Linked DNA regions of Homo sapiens: region 2 is linked to region 1. Evidence: read pairs that join two places in POLR2A ChIA-PET (ENCODE). Cell type or tissue: OCI-LY7. All regions are shown on one strand. Each heading gives the region's core, and the rest is flanking DNA. Links, peaks and the distances in the headings are about the cores only. Region 1 overlaps GTF2IRD1 (GTF2I repeat domain containing 1). Region 2 has its middle 27 kb from the start of GTF2IRD1.

Region 1 (5,367 bases), core at 91-5,090:
CCCCCCACCACCCCCGGGAGGAGGGCTTGGTGTGCTGACCCTGACCACAGGCACTGACCGTATTTCTCGTTGAAGAGTTCCTTCACCTGCTCCCGCAGGATCACCTTCTCCCCGAGTCTGTTGGCGTCATCTTCATCTACAAGAGGAAGACAAGGGGGCATGAGAGTTGGCACCAGCTTAGCCACTGGACCTGCTGCTTCTCCCACCAGGCGTCCCTGATCTGCCAAAACATTACATTCTCTGCAGGGCCGACCCACTCCTATATAGCTGTTTTTTTTTTTTTCCTTTTGAGACAGAGTCTCGCTCTGTTGCCCAGGCTGGAGTGCAGTGGCGTGATCTCAGCTCACTGCAACCTCTGCCTTCTGGGTTCAAGCGAATTCTCCTGCCTCACCATCCCAAGTAGCTGGGATCACAGGCACGTGCCACCATGCCCAGCTAATTTTTGTATTTTTAGTAGAGATGGGGTTTCACCATGTTGCCCAGGCTGGTCTCAAACTCCTGGCTCAGGTGATCCACCCGCCTCAGCCTCCCAAAGTGCTGGGATTACAGGTGTGAGCCACTGTGCCTGGCTGCAGCTGGTTTCTAGCATCAGTTATTGGTCTGTCCCTCCATCCATTTTTCTTTTTTTGAGACACGGTCTTGCTCTGTCACCCAGGCTGGAAGGCAGCAGTGGATCATAGATAGCTCACGGCAGCCTCCAACTCCCAGGCTCAAGTGATCCTCCCACCTCAGCCTCCTGAGTAGCTGGGAATAAAGATGTGTGCCACCATGCCTAATTTTTTAAAGTTTTTGTACAGATGGAGTCTCGCTATGTTTCCCAGGCTGAAGTGATCCTCTTGCTGGCCTCAAGTGATCCTCTTGCTTTGCCCTCCCAAAGTTCAGGAATTACAGATGTGAGCCACGGTGGCCAGCCCATCCCACATTTTTTTATCAGTGTCCCCAGCACAGGCCCTGTGTTGGGCACAAAACAACCTAAAGAGAAGAGGCAGGGCTGCTTCCCTGAGGGGCTCCCAGCCAGAGGGGGTGTCATCTGGTCACTAAAGTACAACAGGACACACTTAGGAGACAAGGGGCATGAATGAGGGTGCCCACCCTCTGTGGGCAAGTCTGGGGAGACCTCCCCCAAGAGAGAAGGATGCTTGAATGGGCTCTCAAGGCCTGACATGGTGGCTCATGCCTATAATCCCAGCACTTTGGGAGGCAGAGGCAGGCAGATTACTTGAGGCCAGGAGTTCGAGACCATTCTGGCCAACATGGTGAAACCCCGTCTGTACTAAAAATACAAAAAGATTAGCTGGGCATGTGGCGGGCACCTGTAGTCCCAGCTACTCAGGAGGGTGAGGTAGGAGAATCACTTGAGCCTGGAAGGTGGAGGTTGCAGTGAGCAGAGATCACGTCACTGCAGTCCAGCCCGGGAGACAGAGACCTGTCTCAAACAAAAATGAAAACAAACAAACAAACAAAAAATGGGCTCCAAAAAGGCAGGTAGGAGTTTGTGAAGGACGGAGTGGCAGTGGGAAGCCACCAGGACAGAAGGACCAGCCATGCATAGGCACTCAAGCGTGAAAGATCTTGTGTTGGCTGGGTGCGGTGGCTCACGCCTGTAACCCCAGCACTGAGGGAGGCTGAGATTGGCAGATCACCAGAGGTCAGGAGTTTGAGACCACCCTGGCCAACATAGCGAAACCCCGTCTCTACTAAAAATACAAAAATTAGCCGAGTGTGGTGGCGGGCACCTGTAATCCCAACTACTCAAGAGATTGAGACAGGAGAACTGCTTGAACCCAGGAGGCGGAGGTTGCAGTGAGCTGAGATCGCGCCACTGCACTCCAGCCTGGGCAACAAGAGCGAAACTCCGTCTCAAAAAAAAAAAAAAAAAAGAAAAGAAAAGAAAAAAAGAAAAAGATCCCATGTCCTGGAAGTGGCTGAACTTTGGGGTGGTACAGGGGAGATGACTGATGGGCCTAGTGGGGTCCATGCACAGGGGCCGGTGTCACTGTGCTGGGCTGTTGGAAATCCCCTGACCGCTCGCTGACCAAGGTCTGTGAATGGGAAACAGACCGTGTCTGGGAGTGTGGGGGCCGTGCATTCTCCCTGCTCACTGCCCAGGTAACCGTCACGGCCTATCTGCTGCTTGAGCCCTGGTGTGCTCTGCTCTCCCCTCCCTGTAGCCTAGAGGAGCTGCTGGAGTCAGTTAGCCCTGGAGATGGGGCCTGAGCTGGGCTGTAAGGCTGAGTGGGGGTTGGGCTGGAGATGGGGTCTGGGGCAGAGCTCTGCAGCAGCCTGTGGGCTTGTGCCAGGGTTGAGGACGGGGCTGGGATTGCAGGAAGGGTGGTTTGCATGTCCAACAGGAAATCTCCTCTCTGAGAAGCGTGGGGTCACATGGGCTGGGCCTCTTGGGGCAGGCGGGTTCGGTAAGGGTGAGATGTTGTGGGGTGGAGCTAGACGCAGGCAGGGAGCCAGGGCCGGATGATTCAGGGCAGAGCAGACTGATGGGTCTTTGGAGCAAAATGACTCCTGTTTTTTTTTCTTTTTGTTTTTCCAAGACAGAGTCTCACTCTGTTGCCCAGGCTGGAGTGCAGTGGCACGGTCTCGGTTCGCTGCAACCTCTGCCTCCCAGGTTCAAGCCATTCTCCTGCGTCAGCCTCCTGAGAGCTGGGACTACAGGCGCCTGCCACAACGTCCGGTTAATTTTTGTATATTTAGTAGAGATGGGGTTTTGCCATATTGGCCAGGGTGGTCTCAAACTCCTGAGCTCAGGTGATCTGCCTGCCTCGGTCTCCCAAAGTGCTGGGATTACAGGCGTGAGCCACTGTGCCCAGCCTGACTCCTGTTTTTTGAGACAGGGTCTCACCCTGTTTCCCAGGTTGGAGTACAGTGGTGCCATCATAGCTCACTGCAGCCTTGAACTCTTTGGCTCAAGCAATCCTCCCCACTCAGCCTCTCAAGTAGCTGGGGCTCCAGGCATGAATCACCATGCCAGACTAAGTTTTTTTAAAATTTTTTGTAGAGAGAGTCTCTCTCTGTTGCACAGGCTGTTCTCGAACTCCTAAGCTCAAGCGATCCTCCTGTCCGCAGCCTCCGAAAGTGCTGGGATTACAGTTGTGAGCCACTGTGTCTGGCTCTTTTAATCTTGAAAACTCTGGGAAGAGCTCACTTCTGTTTAGGAGGCTGCCTTGGGAACTGCATCTCCTGGCGTGGTGCTCTGTGCTGCTTAGAGTCTGCTGACCCCGTCTGGGTGGCTTGGCCTCCCGTGCGCAAGCTGCCAGAATGGAGGCCCTGTTCCCCATGTGGGGGTTGCCCCAAAGAGCAGGGAGCTTCCCACAGGACAGAGGCTGGGCACCTGCTTGGCCTGGTTCCTCCTTTTCCCAGGGCTCCAACACCCACCACCTCAGGTCCTCCCAAACCCTGCAGGTCCCTGGCCTGGTCCGTCCACACCCACACTCAGCAATCTCTGCACATCTCTGAGTTGCTGATCTGTCTTCAGGCACGGCCCGCCAGCCCCCCTGCGTGCCCAGAGACACTGCAAACATCAGCCATTCCAGACAACGTCCTCCTCCCGTGTCCCTATCTCGTGGAGTAATGCCTCTAATTCAGCCACACAAAGACCCCACGCTCCACATCCCCTAGAACCCTCGTCTTCTCCTGTGACCCAACACGGGCCTTCCTTTCAGGACTAGGATGTGGGAAGAATCAAGGCCACCCTTGTCCAAATCCATGCAGACAACAGTGATGGAGTCCTGGGCCCAAGGACCAGCTCCTAGAGCCTGCAGGGAAGCAACAGCACATTCCATCTGTCCCCATGCCACTGAGGAATCTTTGGTGGCAGGATTCTCAGCAGGCATGGCCATGCATGCACAGAACAGAGAAAGGATGGCCTGGATCACACACATCACTGTGTGCAGATGCTTTCCTAGACACTGCAGCCAAAGACACAGAGGCTCAGAGAGGTAAAGAAACTTGCCCAAGGTCACACAGCCTCTAAGCACCAGGAGTACTCTGTGTCAACCCCAAAGCCCTGGTCTTTCCACTCTACCATGAGCCCTGGGTTTCCTGAGGTCTCAGATTCCTCTACAGTTTCTTTCTTTTTCTTTTTTTTTTTGGAAGAGTCTTGCTCTGTCACCCAGGCTGGACTGGAGTGCAGTGGTGCGATCTTGGCTCACTGCAACCTCTGCCTGCTGGGTTCAAGTGATTCTCCTGCCTCAGCCTCTCGAGTATCTGGGATTACAGGCACCCACCATCACACCTGGCTGATTTTTGTATTTTTAGTAGAGATGGGGTTTCACCATGTTACTCAGGCTGGTCTCCAACTCCTGGCCTCAGGTGATTCGCCCACCTCGGCCTCCCAAAGTGCTGGGATTACAGACGTGAACCACCATGCCCAGGCTCCCCTACAGTAGCTGTAGAAAGAAGGCTTAATCTTTAAGATAGTTTCCTCTAATCTGTTGCTCTCAGCCCACAATGCCACACCTCTGTCTTCTCCTGTGTCGGGACAGAGCGAGACTCAAAGTCAGAGCTCTACGAAACCTGCAGGACAGAAAGAAGCTTAGCAGGCCTCTCAAAGACGAGGCCCAGACCGGGCACGGTGACTCACGCCTATAATCCCAGCACTCTCAGAGGCCGAGGCAGGTGGATCACTTGAGGTCAGGAGTTCCAGACCAGCCTGGCCAACATGGTGAAACCCCGTCTCTACTAAAAATACAAAAAATTAGCTGGGCGTGGTGGTGCATGCCTGTAATCCCAGTTACTCAGGAGGCTGAAGCAGGAGAATCCCTTGAACTGGGAGGTGGAGGTTGCAGTGAGCTGAGATTGCGCCACTGCACTCCAGCCTAGGCGACAGAGCAAGACTCCGTCTCAAAAAAAAAAAAAAAAAAAACACCAAACAGGCTGGGCGCGGTGGCTCACATCTGTAATCCCAGCACTTTGGGAGGCCGAGGTGGGTGGATCACCTGAGCTCAGAAGTTCGAGACCAGCCTGTCCAACGTGGTGAAACCCCGTCTCAACTAAAAGTACAAAATTTAGCCAGGCGTGGTGGCAGGTGCCTGTAATCCCAGCTACTCCGGGGGCGGAGGCAGGAGAATCGCTTAAACCTGGGAGGCGGAGGTTACAGAGAGCCAAGATCGCGCCATCGTACTCCAGCCTGGGGGACAAGAGCGAGACTTCATCTCAAAACAACAACAACACACAAAAAACCCAAACAAACAAAAAACATGGGACCCCAAACTTACTATGCCAAAGGGAAATGTTAAGCTTGGGAACTGAGTCACGCAATAGCCTTTTGTTCCTAAACAGATGGCTGCAAGATAGAAGGCCACCTAGCTCCCCTGGTGGCCTCCCTCACCCTGGCCATGTAAATTCACAGCTTAT
Region 2 (5,367 bases), core at 206-5,205, 160 kb after region 1:
TGGAACTCGGGAAGTGCTGGTTGAGAAGCATTTAGTGGCATCGGTGTTATTTTCATCACAATTCGTCCTCCCCAAGGTGCCCCGCGCCTGCCCAGCCCGTGCTCAGCCCAGGGCCCAGAGCCGAGGAGCCCGGGTGCTCATTGATATTCTGGCCACCAGCATCCTTACCGGGCCTGAGTAAACCTAACCCGCGTCTATCGCCAGATCTGGTAATTAATACCCTTGACGGTTTTTATTGGAATGAAGCAGGATCTGTGCATGACTTGGTTTTTAATTAATAACCAGCCTCCCTCCACACGTCCCTCCCGTCCCCCAAGTGCCCTTGAGGACAGGATGAGGTGTGGGCAGGGGCGGGGGGGCAAGTCACCAGGGCCTGGTTCAGTTGTCTCTGAAGGGGAGGTGCAGGGCAGGGCACAGGGAGGCAGCCCTGGGGTCATTTGCCATCAGATGCCCCAGACATTGGGCAGGATGGAGGAGCTGGTTCTCAGCTGGGCTAGGTCCAGTGATGTTCTGAACACAGCTTCTGACCTCAGGGAACACGTAGTCTAAGACATCCAAACCCACAGACACCTAAATCCCAAGAGCATGTGCTACAGGAGAAGCCTCTGGAAGGTGCTGGAGAAACAGCAAACCCAGGGCAGGCGCAGTGGCTCACATCTGTAATCCCCACATCTTGGGAGGCCGAGGTGGGTGAATCACTTGAGGTCGGGTGTTCGACACCAGCTTGGCCAACATGGTGAAAACCTGTTTCTACTAAAAATACAAAATATATATGTATATAAAATAAAAAATAATTAGCTGGGCATGGTGGTGCATGCCTGTGATCCCAGCTACTCGGCAGGCTGAGGCAGGAGAGTCACTTGAACCCGGGAGGCAGAAGTTGCAGTGAGCCGAGATAGCGCCACTGCACTCTAGCCTGGGTGACAGAGTGAGACTCTGTCTCAAAATAAATAAATAAATAAATATATATATATATATATATATATATATATATATATATAAATTAGCCAGGTATGGTGGTGCATGCCTGTAATTCCAGCCACTTGGGAGGCTGAGGCAGGAGAATTGCTTGAACCCGGGAGGTGGAGGTTGCAGTGAGCCAAGACTGCACCACTGCACTCCAGACTGGGTGACAGAGCGAGACTCCATCTAAAAAACAACAGAAAAAAAAAAAAAAAACCAAAGCCAGGCAACCAGCTTGGCCTGGAGACATCAGAAAGTGCCTTTGAGCCGGGGCTTGAAAGATGATGTCGCTGTTCTGGTGACAAAGAGGAGCTGATGTTCTAGGCGGCAGGAATGGCCTGTGCTAAGGCTCAGAGTCAGGGTGAGGCTGGGGGATCCGAAGGGAGGTGCTGGCAGATGGAGCTCCTGGTAACAGTGAGATGTGGTAGGAGATGAGACTAAGAGACCCAGCAGGACAGGCCTTAAGTGCAGGACTAAGAGGCCTGGCTTTATCCTGAGGGCAATGGGGAGCCTTAGCAGGTTATATACAGAGTATTGACATGGTCATATCTGATTAAAAAAATGTTTTAAATATTTTTATATGAGACAGGGCCTTGTTCTGTCACCCGGGCTGGATGCAGTGGTGTGATCTCAGCTCATTGAAGCCTCCACCTCCTAGGCTCAAGTGATCCTCTGGCCTCAGACTCCCGAGTAGCTGAGAATACACATACTTACTACCACACCCGGCTAATTGTTGTATTTTATTTTGTAGAGACCGGGGGTCTCTGTTGCCCAGGCTGGTCTTGAATTCCTGGGCTCAAGTGATCCTCCCGAAGTGCTGGGATTACAGGTGTCAGCTACCAATCTGATTGTTAGATTTGTTGCTTGGGTGTCCACAATGTGAAAGGGCCGTACCGCAGGAACTAGAGCGGGCAGGAGTGCAGTGGGGGTCACAGACTGTTAGAGCCAGGGTCCATGCTCAGGCTGCAAGGCCTGATGACCCTTCAGGGGCCCAGGAGCCTGGACCTCATAGGACAAAGGGCCTGGCATCCTCTCTCCAATCCCAAACTTAACTCCTTCCTCTAGACATTTTTTTTTTTGAGACAGAGTCTCGCTCTGTTGCCCAGGCTGGAGTACAGTGGCACAATCTCAGCTCACCGCAACCTCTGCCTCCCGGATTCAAGTGATTCTCCCGCCTCAGCCTCCTGAGTAGCCTCCTGAATAGCTGGGATTACAGGCACGCACCACCACGCCCAGCTAATTTTTAGGAGGGACAGGGTTTTGCCCAGGCTGGTCTCGAACTCCCAGGTTCAAGCGATCCACCCACCTCTGTCTCCCAAAGTGCTGCGATTACAGGCGTGAGCCACCGCGCCCAGCCCCTCTTGCTATTTTTAACGTAGCCACCTTGTTGAGGTCCAAATGAGCATTTCCAATCCAGGCTCCTTTGCATAATTTCCCTCAATTAACATTTCTGAGGTGCCAAAGAAGACAGCAACCCCCACCTCCCCAGGTTGGGACCCCCCCACCTCCCCGCCACCAACCCTGGGAGAAACCCAGCTTCTCAGGAGAAGGGCACACTCCCTTCGTTCCGGAGGCTCAGTCGCAGGCACAGCTTGTGGAGCCTGATTGAGCCCAGGAAAATTGCTTGAACCCGGGAGGTGGAGGGTGCAGTGAGCTGAGATCTCGCCACTGCACTCCCACCTGGGCAAAAGAGCAAGACTCTGTCTCAAAAAAGAAAAAAAAAAACAAAAACAGCAAAGCCAGAAGCAACCAGCTTGGCCTGGAGGCACCAGAAAGGGCCTTTGAGCCAGGGCTTGAAAGATGATGTAAAGCCAGGCGCGGTGGCTCACGCCTGTAATCCCAGCACTTTGGGAGACTGAGGTGGGTGGATCACGAGGTCAGGAGTTCGAGACCAGCCTGGCCAATATGGCGAAACCCCATCTCTACTATAAATACAAAAAAAATTAGCCAGGCGTGGTGGTGCGTGCCTGTAGTCCCAGCTACTCAGGAGGCTGAGGCAGGAGAATTGCTTGAACCTGGGAGGCAGAGGTTGCAGTGAGCCTAGATTGCGCCACTGTACTCTAGCCGGGGCAACAGAGTGAGACACTGTCTCAAAAAAAAAAAAAAGAAAGTTGATGTAGCTGTCCCGGTGACCTTTGCCTCTCTGGGCCTCCGTTTCCCTATCAGTGAATTAAGGGGGCTGGGTGGTGTGATCACTACAGAGCTTTGCTCACTTCTGGCTCAGAAACCACACATGATCTCCTTAGCCCCACAACAAATGTGTAAGGGTAAAGTGCATGATGAGCACATTTAACAGATGAGGACATGGAGACTCAGAGAAGGGGAGACATTTGCCCAAGGCCATTCAGGGCTTCAGTGCTGGAATTAGACCTGGTCCCTGTATCTCACACAGCAGGATCATGTAGGCTTTACGAGCTCCTGGAGTATTTGGGGAAAGCAGATCCTCACGGGAGTACAAGAAGAGGAAAAGTGGGGCAAGCCAGGGCCATGGTCCCTGAGGGCTGGGGCCACCAGGAAACATTTCCATTCTGTTCTCCAGATGTCAGCCTCAACCTGCCTCCTCCAGGAAGTCATCCTAGATTTCTTGCTTCTCTGAGCTACTTCCTCCCTTCCTGTCTCCATTGACCACATGACTTGAGCCTCTCAGATGGTTCCCTTCTCCTAGGAAGCTCCCATCTCCCTCCCTGGACTGTGGCTTCATCAAGAGTTAGTATGGAGGCTGGGCGCAGTGGCTCACGCCTGTAATCCCAGCACTTTGGGAAGCCAAGGTGGGAGGATTGCTTGAGCCCAGGAGTTCCAGACCAGCCTGGGCAACATAGCGAGACCCTCATCTCAATTAAAAGAAAAAAAAAAAAAGAAGTTGCCGGGCACGGCAGCTCACTCCTGTAATCCCAGCACTTTGGGAGGCCGAGGCGGGTAGATCGCTTGAGGTCAGGAGTTCGCGACCAGCCTGGCCAACATGGTGAAACCCCGTCTCTACAAAAAAAATCAGCTGGGCATGGTGATGCATGCCTGTAATCTCAGCTACTCGGGAGGCTGAGGCACAAGAATTGCTTGAACTTGAGAGGTGGAGTTTGCAGTGAGCTGAGATCGAGCCACTGCACTCCAGCCTGGGTGACAAAGTGAGACTCCGTTTCAAGAAAAAAAACAAAAAAGAGTTAGGATGGACTTCCTTCCTTCCTTCCTTCCTTCCTTTCCTCCCTTCCTTCCTTCTTCCTCCCTCCCTCCTTCCCTCTTTCCCTCCCTCCCTCTTTTTTTTCTTCTCTCTCTCTCTTTTTCTTGACAAAGTCTTGCTCTGTCACCCAGGCTGTAGTGCAGTGGTGCAATCTCAGCTCACTGCAGCCTCGACCTCCTAGGTTCAAGTGATCCTCCCACCTCGGCCTCCCAAGTAGCTGGGACTAGTGGTGGACATCACCATGCACACCTAATTTTTTATTTTTTGTAGATACGGGTCTCACTATGTTGCCCAGGCTGGTCTCAAACTCCAGGCCTCAAGTGATCCTCTCACTTTGGCCTCCCAAAGTGCTTGGATGACAGGTTTAAGCCATTGCACCCAGCCATGTCCCTTTCTTTCTCAGCCCCTGTGCCTCCTAGTCCCATATGTGGCCTGGCACAGAGCTGGGCAAACAGGACTGGCTGTCCCTGAATACCTGCATTTCCTTTTTTAAAAAAATTATTATTATCATTATTATTATTTAGATACAGGGTCTTGCTATGTTGCCCAGGCTGGTGTCAAACTCCTGAACTCAAGCGATCCTCCCATCTCAGCCTCCCAAAGTGCTGGGATTACAGATTATAGGGGGACCTTAATAACTCCACATGTGCTGGACACAGGCATGATGCCTGGCCAGTGGGCGCTGACACAGGTCACCTTTCCTCAGCAGGGCTGGGCACTCCCAGAGGGCAGGGACTGTGTTGTCTTCCCTATGTGACCCACGACTCCTTCCCCGGGAGTTCCCTGTGTGGGGCTGAAGTGACTGTTGGTGCTCCATAAGGCACCTGGGGATCTGAAGTCACTTTGCTTCTGAGGTCCATGTCTCCGCTAGCATCACATAGAGCACCTGCTTCGGGCAGGGCACAGTGGCAGACCCTGGGCACAGAGGAAACAGATCTGTTCTCTCGGAGGGAGTCTGGCTGAATGCCGGGGGAACCTCAACCACTGGGGGGTGGAGTTGCCAACCAAACACATCCCAGCTACAAGCCTGAGGCATCCCGTCCCCAGCCTCATGGAGGATTCCCAGCCAGACCCATCCCCAGCTGCCCCCAAAGTTCACCTGCTCATAAACGCACTCTTTATGATTGTTTGTTTTTGTTTTTTTTGAGACAGAGTCTCACTCTGTCGGCCAGGCTGGAGTGCAGTGGCACAGTCTAGGCTCACTGCAACCTCCGTCTCCCTGGTTCAAG

What was found. Peaks named below come from ENCODE experiments on the same cell type or tissue, not always from the same donor. Only the 100,000 strongest peaks of a DNase experiment are listed, where the experiment ranks them.
Region 2: POLR2A ChIA-PET joins it to region 1 with 13 read pairs; 4 of 35 experiments call an interaction of 5 or more read pairs at or near these places.

What each region holds. Positions count from the first base shown.
Region 1 is chr7:74,584,620-74,589,986 of GRCh38, reverse strand. It overlaps GTF2IRD1 (GTF2I repeat domain containing 1), which reads right to left. Exons shown (of 27, transcript NM_005685.4): 23 at 59-136. Among named protein-coding and RNA genes, the nearest start is that of MIR10525, 8.7 kb to the left of the region's middle. RefSeq lists enhancers at 1,904-2,063, 2,084-2,133, 1,613-2,199, 2,200-2,787. In OCI-LY7, for the core only: no CTCF peak of the experiment used is centred there; a DNase peak (open chromatin) is centred at 2,376.
Region 2 is chr7:74,424,216-74,429,582 of GRCh38, reverse strand. No RefSeq gene overlaps it. Among named protein-coding and RNA genes, the nearest start is that of GTF2IRD1, 27 kb to the left of the region's middle. In OCI-LY7, for the core only: no CTCF peak of the experiment used is centred there; no DNase peak of the experiment used is centred there.